Regions from separate parts of the Mus musculus genome. Here region 2 is linked to region 1. The links are chromatin loops, found by intact Hi-C in ENCODE. Cell type or tissue: left cerebral cortex. All regions are shown on one strand.

Region 1 (8,000 bases):
GAAGGCTCGTGAAATAAGTTGTCACAGAATTATATAATCTGTAATATCAAGTTTATAACAAAACAAACCAGACATGCATATAAACATAAAAGAGTGACAAACAGAGAAGAGCAGAGACAGGACAGAGGAACTGACTTCCCAGGGGCTAGAGTTAGCCGACAAAAGGTTTTTCACAGCTATAATACACAAGTTCAGATAATTAAAGGATGAATAGTATCGTTATTGAAAACTTAAGGAATATAAAACAAACAAACAAAGAAAAAACAATCTAATTGAAACCAGTAATAAATCAAAACTTCATCAGGGCTAGAGAACAAATAGGAAATGATAAAGACTCATAACATTAAAGATCTATCAACATAGATTACTCAGTTTGGAAGACAGAGGAAAGAGGGTGGATAAATGGGAACGTTAGGAACCTATGGGAGACTATGTCAAGTTTGCTTATGAAGAACAGGAAATATAAAAATGACGATAGCATTTTACAATGTGGCACAATTTCTCCCCAGACATTAAATCTAGGTCTAGATAAGCCAGTGAGCTTCATGTGGGGTTGAAACAAAGAAAGTCATTCCTAAACATACTGCAGTTTTAACTGCTGAAATGAAAGCTTAAACACAATCTCAACTCAGGGAAGCCACACACAGGAAATTGCTGGGAGGGGCTTGAACTGATTTTGGATTCCTAAGAAACTGTGAAATTCAGTTGACATTGGAATGTGAAAGCGGCAGCAGAAGAGGTCGCTAATGACGACATCTTCACTCACTGAAGCTATATTTTCAAACCCAAGAGGAAACTGAAATATTTCAGGTAAACCAAGAGTAACTTTCTTACTAGTAGAGCTGTATTCCAAGTATGGAAAGAAAAATGAGTTTGGGTTACATAAAATCTGTATTTCATTTCAATTCTTTAAAAGAATACAAGAATTGAAAGTAAATAATTAATAATATATTGGTGAGCTTGTAATATATATGAATGTTACATATACACATACATGTATATATATGGACATATTAAATAGTTTAAAATCTGACCAATAGAAAATGTGATCAAAAGAAATATACTGACACATGGATTACATTAAGTTTAAATATATGTGCTAATCCTAAAGCAGTCAAAATAACGCAAGGATATAAGTAGAAAACAAAAGAAAATTGAAATGTAATTTTTAAAGGTTGGTTAATGAACAAGAATAAAATCTGAGGAAAATGGTATTGCACTAGAGAAAATAGGAAGCATGCATGATGAATGAAGGATAGCATGATAGCAAATTAGTAAAAACAGAAAATAAGATAAAAGTACAGTTTGTATTTAAACAATACTTATGCCTCTGTTATACTAAGAGATAAATCTAATAAAGTTGGAGAAATACTTATACTCAAAATTATAGTCCATCTCTGGAATGAAAACAAAAATCAAAAACCAATAAATTCATGGGCAGCAGCAAAGTAACTGTGATGCAGACATACGTCAGTACAGCCATCCACTCTACAACTCAACTACATATTCCAGGGAATTCTGAAGAATTTCAACAGCACTTTTATTGGGGTAGGAATTTACTAACAATTCTGAAAGTCATAGGAAAATGAGAACAACTTGTAGAAGCCAAAGCAATGTTGAGAGAGAAGAGCAAATGGGCATGATTTGTACTATCTGTTTTTAAATTTTTACCCTAAATGTAAGGCAACTAGCACAACAAGAAATTAATAAAGGTTAGATACACAAATATGTGCCACAGGATAGAGACATTTCTACAGACCAACACACATACATAACACAGTAGTAGTTCAGTTTTGACCTACTAACTCAGTTTTAATCTAGTAAAAGATGTAAAGTAACTAAAGAGGGGAAAGTGGTTTTTATACCGACAGTGTTAGCCATTCATATGGGAAAAATATGAATCTCAATAAAGTAGCTCTTAACACATGATAGATCTACAGATGGAGATGAAATGGTAAAATTTACAGATAAAAATTTTAGAAGAATGGCCAGATATGGTGGGGTATGCCTTTAGCCCCAAACAGAGAAGCAGAGACAGGCAGATCTCTGAGTTTGAGGCCAGCCTCGTTTACTTAGAGAATTCCAGGACATCTAGAATGATGAAGAGACACCCTGTCTCAAAACAAACAACAAACAAACAAACCCTAAATTAGGAGAAAACTCCCTGTTGTATTTAAGCGGGGAAAACAGATCTGTGATACCAACATTCATGGTATAAAAAAGACCAGACTCCAAGGTCATCCTCAGCTATACAAGGAGATTGGGCCTATCCTGGGCTACATGAGACCCTGTCTTAGATGTACATGTTGGCACTGTGGAATACTAGGTGAAGAAACATGTGGTTTACCCATACAGTGAAATGCTATTTTGTAGTAATGGGTACAACTATGTATGACTCTTAAAGGTTAAAAGAATAAAAAAAAACCAAACAAACAAAAAAAACAAACGATGGCACAAGGAAGCACAGAGAGGAGGCTGGAGAGATGGCTCAGAGGTTAAGAGCACTGACTGCTCTTCTAGAGGTCCTGAGTTCAATTCCCAGCAACCACATGGTGGCTCACAACCATCTGTAATAGAATCCAATGCCCTCTTTCTAGTGTGTCTGAAGACAGCTACAGTGTACTCATATAAATAAAATAAAAGAAATAAATGTATCTATTAAAATAATATTCCAGTCTTCTATTATTATGTACTATGCAAATTAATCTAGTAAAAGAAAGCCAATCAAAAAGGCATGGAGGGGAAAACAATGTCTGTATACGGATACCAGGAAACTTTTGCTTGGATGTCTATTTTCTATTTTCTACCTCTTGATTGTGGTGGTTCCATAGTTCTGTTTATCAATGAAATCTTACCAAAATTTTCAAGTACATTTGAAAAGCATATGAAAAATTTCGGTATCTGTACTCCATCCCCCACCCCATGCTCTATGCAAGAGCCGTTCCAGCAGTGTTCAGGACTGCTTGTGTCTTGACACTCAGTCTTTTGTTGTGATATTTCCCCAGAATATCCTGTGGGATATTCCAGTGTCAGCATGGAAGGATCTAAACCAAGAGATAGGTGCCAGCCTGCACCAATGCAGTGCAGAAGTGACTATCAGGATCTATAATTGACTCACTCACAGCTCTCCTTATTTGGACCATTGACACAAAAAATCTACCATACCTGCTTTTTTCTTTTCACAGGAGTTACTCATTTGCATCATGGATAAAGTAAACCAACTACACTATTTGAATGGAATAATTCCTTCTCTCTTTTTAAAGTTGAGGAGACAGACTCAGGAAATTAAACAATAAAACCAATGGGAGGAGTAGAGATGAGGTTTCACGTTTCCTTACATTTTTATCTATGTCTCTTATCTCTTTTCTTGTTTCTCTTTTATACCCAGTAAACACAGGTTTGAAGTCAACCTGTATTGACAATTTAAATACAAATATACATACGAAAGAGAGAGAGAGAGAATGGAAATACATGCACATAGAAAAATAACCCAAGCAAATATGGGAAGTGAGGTGAGAACCCTAATTTCCTTATCACTTGACACAATACTAAGTTAATCGAGGCTAATCAATTGAATTATCTTTACTAGTTTCCTAGGTAAACTTACAATACATCAGAATTATTTTGACAATCAAGGTGCAGCTTTTTAATTTTTTGACCCCCGTCCTGCCTCCCAGATTTGAACATACTGCTTGTTTGGTTGATACTATGTCCATCCTTAACAATAAATCCTGCAAACATCTCATCCTATCTGTAAGACATAATTCTTATGGCTTTCGTACGGGCTTTATATTTTCACTCTGGCATGTTGATAATTTCGTCTGTATGTTGGTGTGAAAAGTCACAATGTGCATTCTCTTCATCCGATATTTTCTACTTCAACACCTGTGCAATTATAAGGTGTAAAGTATTCCCACATGCCGCAAGGGCTAATGATACATGCAGGGATACTGTGTAAGAGCTTCAACTCGGAAACTGTCATGTCACAGCCCTTCAGCAGGGAGAGCATAAAAGACCCTCTAACAGCTATGTTTAGGGATCGGAAATTGGGGCCACTGATGGTTCCTTATGTGCTGGAAAAGTGGGTAGGGCAAATGTGACTTCAGTGTTGTTCAATGTTTTATTAATGAGGGAGGCATCCTTCAGTTGCCAAAGTCTACAGAATCATCAGTTGGTTACTAGTTCAGGGACAAAGTCGCACAGTGAAAGCCCTGGTTTTACATGGTGTTCAGTAAGAGAGGAAGGCAGCTTTCACACAGAAGACCTTTGCGTGCTCCAAATCTTGTTAAGGGGAGAGGCTCAGCTTATCTAATCCTATTCTTATTTTGTGCCAGAAATAAAATTCTGGAGAGCTCTACTGATCTTCATTTTCATTTGTTCATTCAATTAGAAGTTTGTGAAAAAGAAGACCCTGACTTTGAACATTTGAACATTTAAGGAGAATTTACCTTTTTCATAATTAAGGAACACAGATCACTGATTCTATGCAGTCACTATGGAGTTGGTTACTTGTTACTGGGCAACACATTATTCCAATTCTTACTGAAACATTGCTAACAGACAGTTACTGGTGTGGAGCAGATTTTTAAAAAATGAACTATTAAATCCACAGCGTTTTCTCCCGTTGTAAAGAGGCAGACATTATTTTAGCAGTTGACATTTCCTAATGTTCTGAAGTCTTTTAGACATTTCAAGTGGTTCTGGGGGCATTGGTGAAGACCCAAGGGCGGCAAAGTTCAGCGCTGTTAAATGTAGAGATGACACAATTAGACAGAATGGCTTCAGAGAACAGTGGACGCACTGTCCCACTCTCTCTAAGATGCAAAGGTAACAACCTTCAAACAGCCACAGGAGACATAGTCTTTAGCAGAGGCCTTGGTAGACAGCTGTTAACTACTGCTTCTGAAAACTTCCCATTCTATTTCTGCTAATCCATTTTCTTCTTAAAACTAAGTAAAATCTATCATAGCTTATAAGCACAGAAGAGGATAGCAAATTATATTCCTCGATGTTTTTATATGTATTTAAGAGCAAGTTTTAAAGTCCTCACTTCTAAGTTTCTTGACCCAGATCTAAGCCAGCCTCAGAAAGTCTAAGCATTTCCATGTGCCTTCCTTCCTGTTTCTGACACTCAAATCTGCATAAGATCAAAACTTCCTACATTGAGATGTACTTTTAAATGACATGCATAGTGTTTGATAGTAATGACAATGGTGATAATATTTCCAGTTTTTTTTCTCTACAGTATTAGCCTACAATCTAAAGTGTACAGACGACAGGTACTAATTAGCAGAAGCAAACTGCACATGCACCTAAAGAAGGGATGTGCTATGGTCTACGGAGAGCTAACCTTGAACTCTCATCTACAGCGAACAGTCAGCACACAGGAACATCGTAAGAAGCCCGTTCTAGACGCGGGAGAGAAGCCTGCCTCTGGACATTTACACTGTGTTTCATTTTCTCCCCTGTCCCTGAGTAACAGGTACTGGCACTCCCCAAGCAGTTCCAGTCAGAGTGTGGAGAAATACTTGTTGAGTTTAATTGGATTGAATTAAAAATTGTCCTTTCAAAGAAGCAAGTTGGCATCTCAAGTTTAAGGTCTCCAAACGATAGAGGCTCTCCTCCACGACTGTCTAATGAACCCCTAACTAGTCACAGATAAAGAGGGATTAAAATCACTCTACAGAGCACTCGCTCCAGTCTTTCATTATCTGGACTACAGAAGTCTGTGATAATTATACTGTTCCATAAACAAAAGAAGTTTAATCCTTGTATTTCCTGTTTAAGAAGTAAACATCAAAACGTTATGATGGGGACCGGTCCTATTAGAATACATGATAACACCTGTCAGGCAGCAACTTTGAGGAAGTCAAGACTTCTGAGAGGACACTGAAACTCCAACCCCAAACAACCAAACAGCTCCTTGACAGAGCGGAGCAATCTCAGTCTTGCTGCAGCTGGGCATCGAATAGTCAGTTTGCAGAGAGAAGCATCATCAGGGTGCATAGGGATGCCGTTATTCCTTGTTATAAGCATGGCGCGGAGGTCATACATCAGGCAATTATACCTTTTCATTACAGGCTAACCCCTCACAGCAGGGAAGCCACGCTTATGACAGCATTAGAGAGACAAAGCCTTCAGCTTTTTTTTTTAAAGGAAAATCCAAAAAAAGAAAAAAAAGATTAAAAATTAAATTCATTTTCTTACCAGCACGTTGCAGCACCAACTCGCTCACGGGAATGTTGCTTTTACAGGTTTCTCTTTTAATTATCCTGGAAGCAGGGAGACAAGGGAGGGGGGAGGTAGAGAAGAAGAAGCAGGGTGGTTAAATTAGCGTGCTGGAATCTTTTCAGTTTGTCGCAGAGAGTAGAAAAATTAAAAAAAAAAAAAGGGAAAAAAAAAAAACTCAGTAATTTAAATTTGCTCTCAGTTCAGGCTGCACCGCTGGGTACCGCCCCTTCTTCCCGCTGGGTTCCATTACCTGCAAGGCTGGGACTGACCGCCACTGTTCAAACACAAAAAGGCAGCCAGCATGCTGGGACCATTCTGTCTGCTGTTTGGGTCTCACTTGTCCTCTCAAGTGAGCATCACCACCACCACCACCGGGAAGGTGTTCTGCAGCTCCTTTCCGGGCACTCCCATGCCATTCCTTACCATGGAGCTGAGCACACAGAGTTGGGGCTTTGCTTACAGTATGCTTTGCTTTCTTACCCCACTTTATAACGTTATTTATTGCAACTATATCTTTACTAATATTTTTTTATCTTGTGCCATCTTTTGTATTCCTTGCTGTCCCCTCTTCCCCTCTCTAAAACACTGTCTCCCATCTTTTCCTTTACAGCACAAACATGAGCACATTACTAAACACAGCAGAAGACATGTCAAAATTATAAGCGCTCCCATTCCTTCTTGGACTTTTTGACTTTCTTTCGTTTTTGAGCTTGCAGTGTTGAGATACTTGGTGCGAAAGCCTGCCTAGAACCAAGTTTCTAAAAGCACCAGAAACTTCTAAAAAGGATGAAACATGGGAACAACTTTCCATTATCAAATTAAAGATGCTTATCTTAGTGTTTATAAAGTGGGTAAGCAACTCAAGATCATGGAGCTAAGCTTGATGCATACTGAAAATTTAAACCAAGATAAGGAAAACTTTGAACTTGAGCAACAGTAGCAAAACTTGATGCTCAAAACAGCATGTTTCTAGTTTGTAGCACAGAAAAACTCTAAGAAAAGACATCCCTCTTCCATGAATAATTATATTACCTACATGGACTTTGCAACAGACCTCCTATTGTTACCTCTCTGATCAGGGAGTTAAACACTACTTTGTGATTGACACTATCATAGCCTGAGTATGTTCTGGGTCCTCTATGGGTGTGTCTCCATTTCCAGATATCCTTTCATACTATAATATGACTTAACTTCTTCCAAATTCTCAAGCTGTCTACTTCCTGGTAAGTGGACCATGATGATCTGTCATGCCACAAAGACACATAGCAATTAGGAAAAAACAGATGCACTGAGAACTCAGGAGATAGCCCAGTCATCGAAATGTTTCTTTTCCATGATGCCAAGCAGAGTTTGACCTTTAGCATGTATATAAAATAAGCCATAAACTGAGCATGGAGAAATATGCTTGTAATCCCAACACTGGGGCTTCAGAGGGAGGAGGACGTCCAGGGCTCACTGGCCATCTAGAACTTTCCACTTGACAAGTTCTAGGTAGGGCAGCAAGAGATTGTTTGTAAAAAGACTAAGTGGACTATGTCTAAGGAATGGCATTAAGGGTGTCCTCTGGCCTCCATCTACTGGTCCATACCCTTGATTGTGCACTTGCACAGGTCAACATGTGTATGCATGTGTGCAAGCACATACTTAGACATACACAGATGTACTTATACATACTTTTGTGTCACTGGCTGAAGACATAGAAGAAAATTACTCTTGATGGCAGAATAGTGTTTAATTTTCTTGATAATTTTTCTTAATTGTTATTTTTC
Region 2 (8,000 bases), 990 kb after region 1:
TCTGCATTTTTATCTGGGGCTTTCTTATCAATATGAAAATAAATGGTATGTTTTATCTGATGTATTGTGAAAGATTTGTATTAAAGAAAATAAAGGAACACTGCGCCATACATTTCAGTATATTCCTTCACTGATTTGACAATATTATTAAAACCATCCACCCATGAATGTTTTCTTCTACCACATGGGAATGCTATAAAAAAATAACATAATAAAATATTGAAAACACTGCACCTTTGGCCATAGATGATCATGCTCATCATATTATCATGAGCCATTTCTAAAACCAGAATTTAAAAACAAAAATTTAATAATTAGAAAAATATATCCTTGTGGGGAGCTGCACTCACATTTGCCACTACAAGATGGCACTGACAGCTGTGTTCTAAGTAGTAAATAATCTGCACATGTGCAGGGGCAGTTTTCCCGCCAGGTGCTCTGCCTTTCTCGTGATGACAACTGGGCCGATGGGCTGCAGCCAATCAGGGAGTGACATGTCCTAGGCAGAGGATAATTCTCCTTAAAAGGGACGGGGTTCTGGCACTCCCTCTCTTCGCCTCTTCACCTCTTTGTCTCTTTCTCTCCCTCTCTGCCCCTCTCTCTGCCTCTCTCTCTGCGTCACTCTCTCTCTTCCTCTCTGCCTCTCTCTGCCATGCTCTTCCTCTCTTGCTCCTGAGTAAGCAATAAAGCTTTGCCGCAGAAGATTCTGGCTTGTTGCATCTTTCCTGGCCGGTTGCGAACGCGCATAAGGGTTGGTGCCGAAACCCGGGAGTTACCATCACCGGCGCAAGGAAGATCCCACATTCCGGAACCAGAACTGCTGGTCACGGTCATAAAGGTTCCCGTAAAACAGACTGTTGAGAAGGATCCAGCATGGATTCAGAACTCTTCAGCTGGGGAACAGGGGTACCCGTAAGTACAGCTTTACAAGGTAGGTCTGGCCTTGAACTTTCTAATGAAATTCAAGACAGTCTATCAGAAGTAAAGTGGGAAATAGCTTTACAAGGTAGGTCTGGCCTTGAACTTTCTAACGAAATTCAAGACAGTCTATCAGAAGTGGGAAATAGCTTTACAAGGTAGGTCTGGCCTTGAACTTTCTAACGAAATTCAAGACAGTCTATCAGAAGTAAAGCGGGAAATAGCTTTACAAGGTATGTTTGGCCTTGAACTTTCTCCAGTGTTAGGAGCCTTTTTGTTCCTTTTCACATGTTATCAAGTGGTTAAGGCAGGGCTGAAAATTCTGGATGAAATTCAGGGCAATCTATCAGAAGTAAAGCGGGGAGAGAGGGTAGGAGCAAAGAGGAAATATGGTGCACAAAATAAGTATACAGGCCTTTCCAAGGGTCTTGAACCCGAGGAAAAGTTTGGGTCAGGGAAAAATACCTGGGGAGAGATTGGAAGGAAGAAGAAGGAAAAAGAAAAGAAAAAAGATCAATCAGCGGAGGTCTCTAGGAGAAGGAGCCTATACTCATCACTAGAAGAGCTCAAGGAGCCAGTTCTTAGTAGTTCTGAATCAGATGAAAAGGCTATTAGGGCCTGGAAGGCGCTCTTTCGAGCAGGTGAAGCCACTGGACAACTAACAAAGATTGTCCAGAAACCCCAGGAGTCCTTCTCAGATTTTGTGGCCAGAATGACAGAGGCAGCAGAGCGTATTTTCGCAGATTCAGAGCAAGCCGCACCTCTGGTAGAACAACTCATTTATGAGCAAGCCACGCAGGAATGCCGAGCGGCCATAGCCCCAAGAAAGAACAAAGGTTTACAAGACTGGCTCAGGGTTTGTCGGGAGCTTGGGAGACCTCTCACCAATGCAGGCTTAGCGGCCGCCATCCTCCAATCTCAAAAATGCTCCATGGGCAGAAATGAATCAACGCATAGATCTTGTCCAGGAACAACTAGATGTATTATGGCAAATAGCTCAGCTGGGATGTGAACAAAAGTTTCTGGGATTGTGCGTTACTTCCATTCAGTATGAGAAATTTACTAGGGCAGCTAATTTGTTAAAAAGTCTTTCTCAGTATATGTTACAGAATTGGACGGCTGAATTTGAACAGACCCTTCGGGAATTGCCATCATTCAGGTCAACTCCACTTGCTTGGACCTGTCCCTGACCAAAGGATTACCCAATTGGATCTCCTCATCATTTTCCTTCTTTAAAGAATGGGTGGGGGTGGGATTATTTGTAGATACACTTTGCTGTGGATTAGTGTTGCTTCTTTGGTTGGTCTGTAAGCTTAAGGCCCAAACTAGGAGAGACAAGGTGGTTATTGCCCAGGCACTTGCAGCTCTAGAACATGGTGCTTCCCCTGATATATCTATGCTTAAGCAATAGGTCACTGGCCACTCCGCTCTTGCACCCCACGAGGCTAGTCTCATTGCACGGGATAGAGTGAGTGTGCTTCAGCAACCCGAGAGAGTTGCACGGCTAAGCACTGCAGTAGAAGGGCCCTGCGGCATATATGAGCCTATTCTAGGGAGACATGTCAATTTTCAAGAAGGTTGAGTGTCCAAGCGTCCTTCTCCCCAGGAAAAACGACACGGGACCAGACCAGGACCCCTCTGGGTGATGAGCCTGGAAGGGGGTTATGTGTACAGCTCCTTTACCTGCACACTGGGGATTTGACCTCTATCTCCACTCTCAATAATATGGGTGGCCTATTGCTCTTATTAAAAGGAAAGGGGGAGATGTGGGGAGCCGCACTCACATTTACCATTACAAGATAGCGCTGACAGCTGTGTTCTAAGTAGTAAATAATCTGCACATGTGCAGGGGCAGTTTTCCCGCCATGTGCTCTGCCTTTCTCGTGATGACAACTGGGCCGATGGGCTGCAGCCAATCAGGGAGTGACACGTCCTACGTGGAGGATAATTCTCCTTAAAAGGCACAGGGTTCTGGCACTCCCTCTCTTCGCCTCTTCGCCTCTTCGCCTCTTCGTCTCTTCGCCTCTTCGTCTCTTTCTCTCCCTCTCTGCCCCTCTCTCTGCCTCTCTCTCTGCCTCTCTCTCTCTCTTTCTCTCTGCCTCTCTCTGCCACGCTCTTCCTCTCTTGCTCCTGAGTAAGCAATAAAGCTTTGCTGCAGAAGATTCTGGCTTGTTGCGTCTTTCCTGGCCGGTTGCGAACGCGCGTAAGATATCCTCATTTAATAAGACTATCTCATGTCTCATATGTCTCATATATTCTTATTTAATATTCTCTTCAATAATTACACCCACATACATACACACGCACACACGTATATATACAAGACTACATAACAGCCTTCAGAGAGCTTTAATGAGAAATCATCAAAATGTCACATCATAAATGGAGCATAAAGCTGCCCTTTCTCTACTAATATGGAAAGATGATTAGCAAAACAATGCGGCCCACATCACAGAGCTTTTGCACTCGGAAGCTAACTGTCAATGACGACACATCTGGCATGCCTAAAGTAAACAAACAAACAAGCAAAGAACGAGAATACAGTTTAACAAAACACCCATGGAAGGAGTTACAGACACACAGTTTGGAGCTGAGACGAAAGGATGGACCATTTAGAGACTTCCATATCCCGGGATCCATCCCATAATCAGCCTCCAAATGCTGACACCATTGCATACACTAGCAAGATTTTGCTGAAAGGACCCAGATATAGTTGTCTCTTGTGAGACTAAGCCGGGGCCTAGCAAACACAGAAGTGGATGCTCACAGTCAGCTATTGGCTGGATCACAGGGCCCCCAATGGAGGAGCTAGAGAAAGTACCCAAGGAGCTAAAGGGGTCTGCAACCCTATAGGTGGAACAACAATATGAACTAGCCAGTACCCCCCCAGAGCTTGTGTCTCTAGCTGCATATGTATCAAAAGATGGCCTAGTTGGCCATCAGTGGAAAGAGGCCCATTGGTCATGCAAACTTTATCTGCCTCAGTACAGGGGAACGCCAGGGCCAAGAAGTGGGAGTGAGTGGGTAGGGGACTTTTGGGATAGCATTGGAAATGTAAATGAAATAAATACCTAATAAAAAATAAACAAAATAAAAAAATGATGCTTCCAAAGTTCCTCAACTATCAAGACACTAGGGCATACGCAGTTGAAGTTTATGTCTTCTGGAAGCTTTGTGTGCACTTCTCAGATGCTCCTCTGAATTGCAACAGAAAATACAAGACTATTAATAATGATGTCTTAGCTGTTGTCCACAATCATAGAATTTATGTTTACCTCGGGGCACTGGCGAGGACTTTCATGAGAATACTAGTTTACAAGCTATTTTAAGTTTTGTCACATAATGTGTCAATCCATGTGGCAGCTCACATTTTAATACTAATTGATGGGGTACATTCTTAAGAAGTGTTATTATTCATGTTGGCTAATTCTCAACTAACCAGGTGGCACACATTCAGATTATACGTTCAATTACTTCAGAAAGCTGTTTGTCTTCAGTTTCTGTCACCAGCCAAATGTTTCTTTGTCTTATATGTGTAATGAATTTTTATGATGATTATAGAACCATAAATCACCATGATTTTGACCTACTGCAACATGTTTTTTCTCTGCCAACTATCACTTAATTCATAAATTTATGATTTCCAAATACCATGAAATGATTTTAAAAGTCGGTGCTTTGAAGATAATTTATATAGTTGCTACAGGTATATGTAATTCAAATTTAAAGATTATGTTCTTTCCAATAAATCCCATCAGTATGAAAGTGGGTACAATGTCAGGCAAAAACAATGCAGAATTATTTCCATCTTCTTAAAGATATTTTTGTTTGGAATAATAAAAGACATTTTTTCCCATGAAAAAATTTCTCAGCAAAAAGGTGAGAGATAATTTTTATTATAATTTCCTTCCAAAAATACCAACCTCGCTGACATTTTACTTCACATTTCAGCTATAAATTTAGGTTTTAGAAGTGAGGCTTTAAAAGTACTCTGTTTCAGTGAAAATTTCACTGTAATGCTAAATGGGTTGCCATGCCTTGAGCAACAGCTCCCTCTATGGTCCATCATCACCCAGGTAATGACTGTGCATCTTCTGCAACACCATAGGCCCTTCCTTCTATGACCAATACTCTCCTAGATACAATGCTAAGATGATACTGAACATTAGCAGGCTAGGTTTTTCTTTCCTTTTTCCCCTTCAAAATGCATCTTATTGCTTATAATTCTGTTATTCTGTTTATTGTTAGATGTGATTTACTCAATTACAATTTTAGTTATATTTCATACATACAACTTGATCCTTATGCAATAAAGAATCAGAGTTATGGGGAACAATCACAGATTGGATAAATTTCTGTTTATCTGGTCATAGATTTTCAATTGTACTGATGTTTCAGTACAATTATGTGTATGTAAATGTATTCACATTTCTTTAGAAATGTCATGTTATAGATTTCATTTTAAATATTGTCTACAGTGAAAAAATAAAATCATATTTAACTGTAAGTCCTAGAAAAAAGCCCTACATTTATATACAAGAAAACCCTTTATATACAAGTAGTACATCTAAGACTCAAGAACCCATCTGTTACCAGGAAATGTTAAACTGGGGAAACATTTTGAAATAAAGTACAAAAAGGGCAACTGGTTTTTAAAGGGAAAGGAAATGTATATAAGAAGAAGGGGCTGAGGCTTCTTTTATTCTGGCCTCTTCTAACATAACAAAGCAACTCTGAAAGGTTTATAGTGTTGTATGGGAAACTTCAGGGAAAGTAGTGGCTCAAACTGAAGTATCAGCTGGCTTTGTTGGAGAGATTAGAACCATAGAAAGAGAACCAACCTGTTCCTTATCTGATACCTGCATCATCACCCTACTTTGGAATCTTCCATTCAATAGTGGTAGAAGTTACATAGACATCATGTTAGGCAGAACTACATTCCAACTATATTATGTTACTATTCTGCATTGGATGACAAGTCAACAAGTTTCCTAGTAACAGATGGGTTGTTGAGTCTTAGATGTACTACTTGTATATAAAAGGTTTTCTTGTATATAAATGTAGGGCTTTTTTTCTAGGACTTAGAGTTAAGTATGATTTTATTTTTTTCACTGTAGACAATATTTAAAATGAAATCTATAACATGACATTTCTAAAGAAATGTGAATACACTTACATACACAGAGAGAGAGAGACAGAGAGACAGAGACAGAGACAGAGAGAGAGCACTAGAGAGGGTAAGGGAGAGATAGAAAAGACATTGTATGAGAGACAATTTGGAATAAAATTTTATTCTAAAACAAATATTTGTAACCACACTGAAAATGAATTAATTTACTCAATTTCTTATTCAAATTATTCCCACAGTCACCTAACTGAATTAAATATTTTCTATCTACTTTAGCATCAAAATCTGTGGAGTTGAAGTTACAGGTGGGTCTGGATACCATATATGAGTGCTGAGAACTGAACTAGGGTCCTTTGCAAGAACAGTATGTTCCGATAATCACTGTGTCATCTCTCTCTCCCTCTCCTCTTATAGCTGAGACATAAACTTGAAATGTAACCAAGAAATGCATGGCTCCCAAGATTTCACTCCTTCCTTTTTGTCAGTATTCATTTTCATTTTCTATGTGTATGAGTATTTTGCTTGTATGTATACATGTGCACTGCGTTTGTGTGTGTGTGTGGGGGGGGGGGGTAAAGAACAGAGTCTTTAAAGAACAGAGTCTAGTAAAGAACATCAAATCTTTTGGATCTGAGCTTAGAAATTATTGTTAGCTCATCACTTTGTACTAAGAACCAACATGGGTCCTCTACAAGTGCAGCTAGTTTTTTTAACCTCTAAGCCATTTCTACAGCCCCAAAGATGGCTTCTTTCTTTTTTAACCTTCTTGCAATATTGTCTACTTTTTCTTGTGACATTGTCGCCTTTTGTTTGAATCGGCTCCAAAACATGTATTTAGACAATATATCACATATGTTATAGGTAAACACACTTATATAAACAATAATAATTTTATAATTTTTCTGTATAAATTCTTCTAGAGTAAAAAACATTTGTCAAGTTGCTCAAAGAACGTGCTTAAAAACAAAAGTGACTTTCACAATGGAAAGCTACACAGCCATGCCCAAGAACAGAAAATATAAATATATTTCATAATGACCATCAGAAAATGCAAAGAACACATATACACATATGAAACATGCAGAGAGAGGAACGAGAAATCTTTGGAATTTTGTAAATACATTATTGGAGAATTAGACTTGGGTGCCTTTCCAATTAAAGAGTTAGAGGGATGCTAATGAAAAGAATATAACAATAAACAAAATAACAAATCAGATGGCATTCTCAGAGTCTAAGTTATGCCTGCTTATATGAAAGATTATAACGCCAAGACAAAGTCAGTTTAGAAAAAATTCTCATGTGTATGCATATGAAAAATATGCCTCTCAATGATCTGAAATTATATAATTAAAGAAGGTAATTTAATACACACCAATTTACATGGTTTTTTTGGAAACAGAAACAATGTCATCCCCCTCTTAAGAATAAATACAGAATCATAGCATTGCAGAGAAATTCAGGAAAAGAATAAATTTCGAGGCATGATCACCAACATTCAAAGCATAACTTCCCTACAACACAAACCAAGGTATGTGCTAGATTTTGTATTTCTTTACTACACTCACCCTGCCTTCATTTTGTGAATGCCTAATGTTCTACCAATGCTGTTTTCACTTCCTTATAAATTCCCAGGATTTGTTCAAGAAACTCTCCTGCCAATAAGAGACATGTATCCACTCTTTATGATTGTATCGGTAGTGTTCCAAGGCCTCCAGGCTTATAAAAACTCAAAATCTCAAGGAATTAAAATGATATCCATTTACTAGATACAGTATCATCACATAGCCAAATCTGACTTAACCTAAGAACCTATCTCTTCTTCTTCCAAGGTGTTAGGATTATATATGTGTACCACACTCTCTAGCTATGTGCATGTGGTTGTTTGAATTTTTACTGACTGCATATGCATATATGCTTGAATACTTGGTCCCCACTTAGTAGAACTGTTTGTAGT

Evidence for each region. Hi-C counts contacts between places; a loop is a spot of excess contacts. Peaks named below come from ENCODE experiments on the same cell type or tissue, not always from the same donor. Only the 100,000 strongest peaks of a DNase experiment are listed, where the experiment ranks them.
Region 2: it touches region 1 in a loop (4-fold over the local background); 2 of 42 quality-filtered maps call a loop at or near these places.

What each region holds. Positions count from the first base shown.
Region 1 is chr2:7,389,651-7,397,650 of GRCm38, forward strand. It overlaps a transcript of Celf2 not described here. Among named protein-coding and RNA genes, the nearest start is that of 5031426D15Rik, 460 kb to the left of the region's middle. In left cerebral cortex, no CTCF peak of the experiment used is centred here; DNase peaks (open chromatin) are centred at 3,048, 4,128, 4,755, 5,483 and 1 more place; H3K4me3 peaks cover 4,150 bases; H3K27ac peaks cover 7,907 bases.
Region 2 is chr2:8,375,471-8,383,470 of GRCm38, forward strand. No RefSeq gene overlaps it. Among named protein-coding and RNA genes, the nearest start is that of Gm30904, 34 kb to the left of the region's middle. In left cerebral cortex, a CTCF peak has its summit at 4,974; DNase peaks (open chromatin) are centred at 4,974 and 5,733; H3K27ac peaks cover 3,623 bases.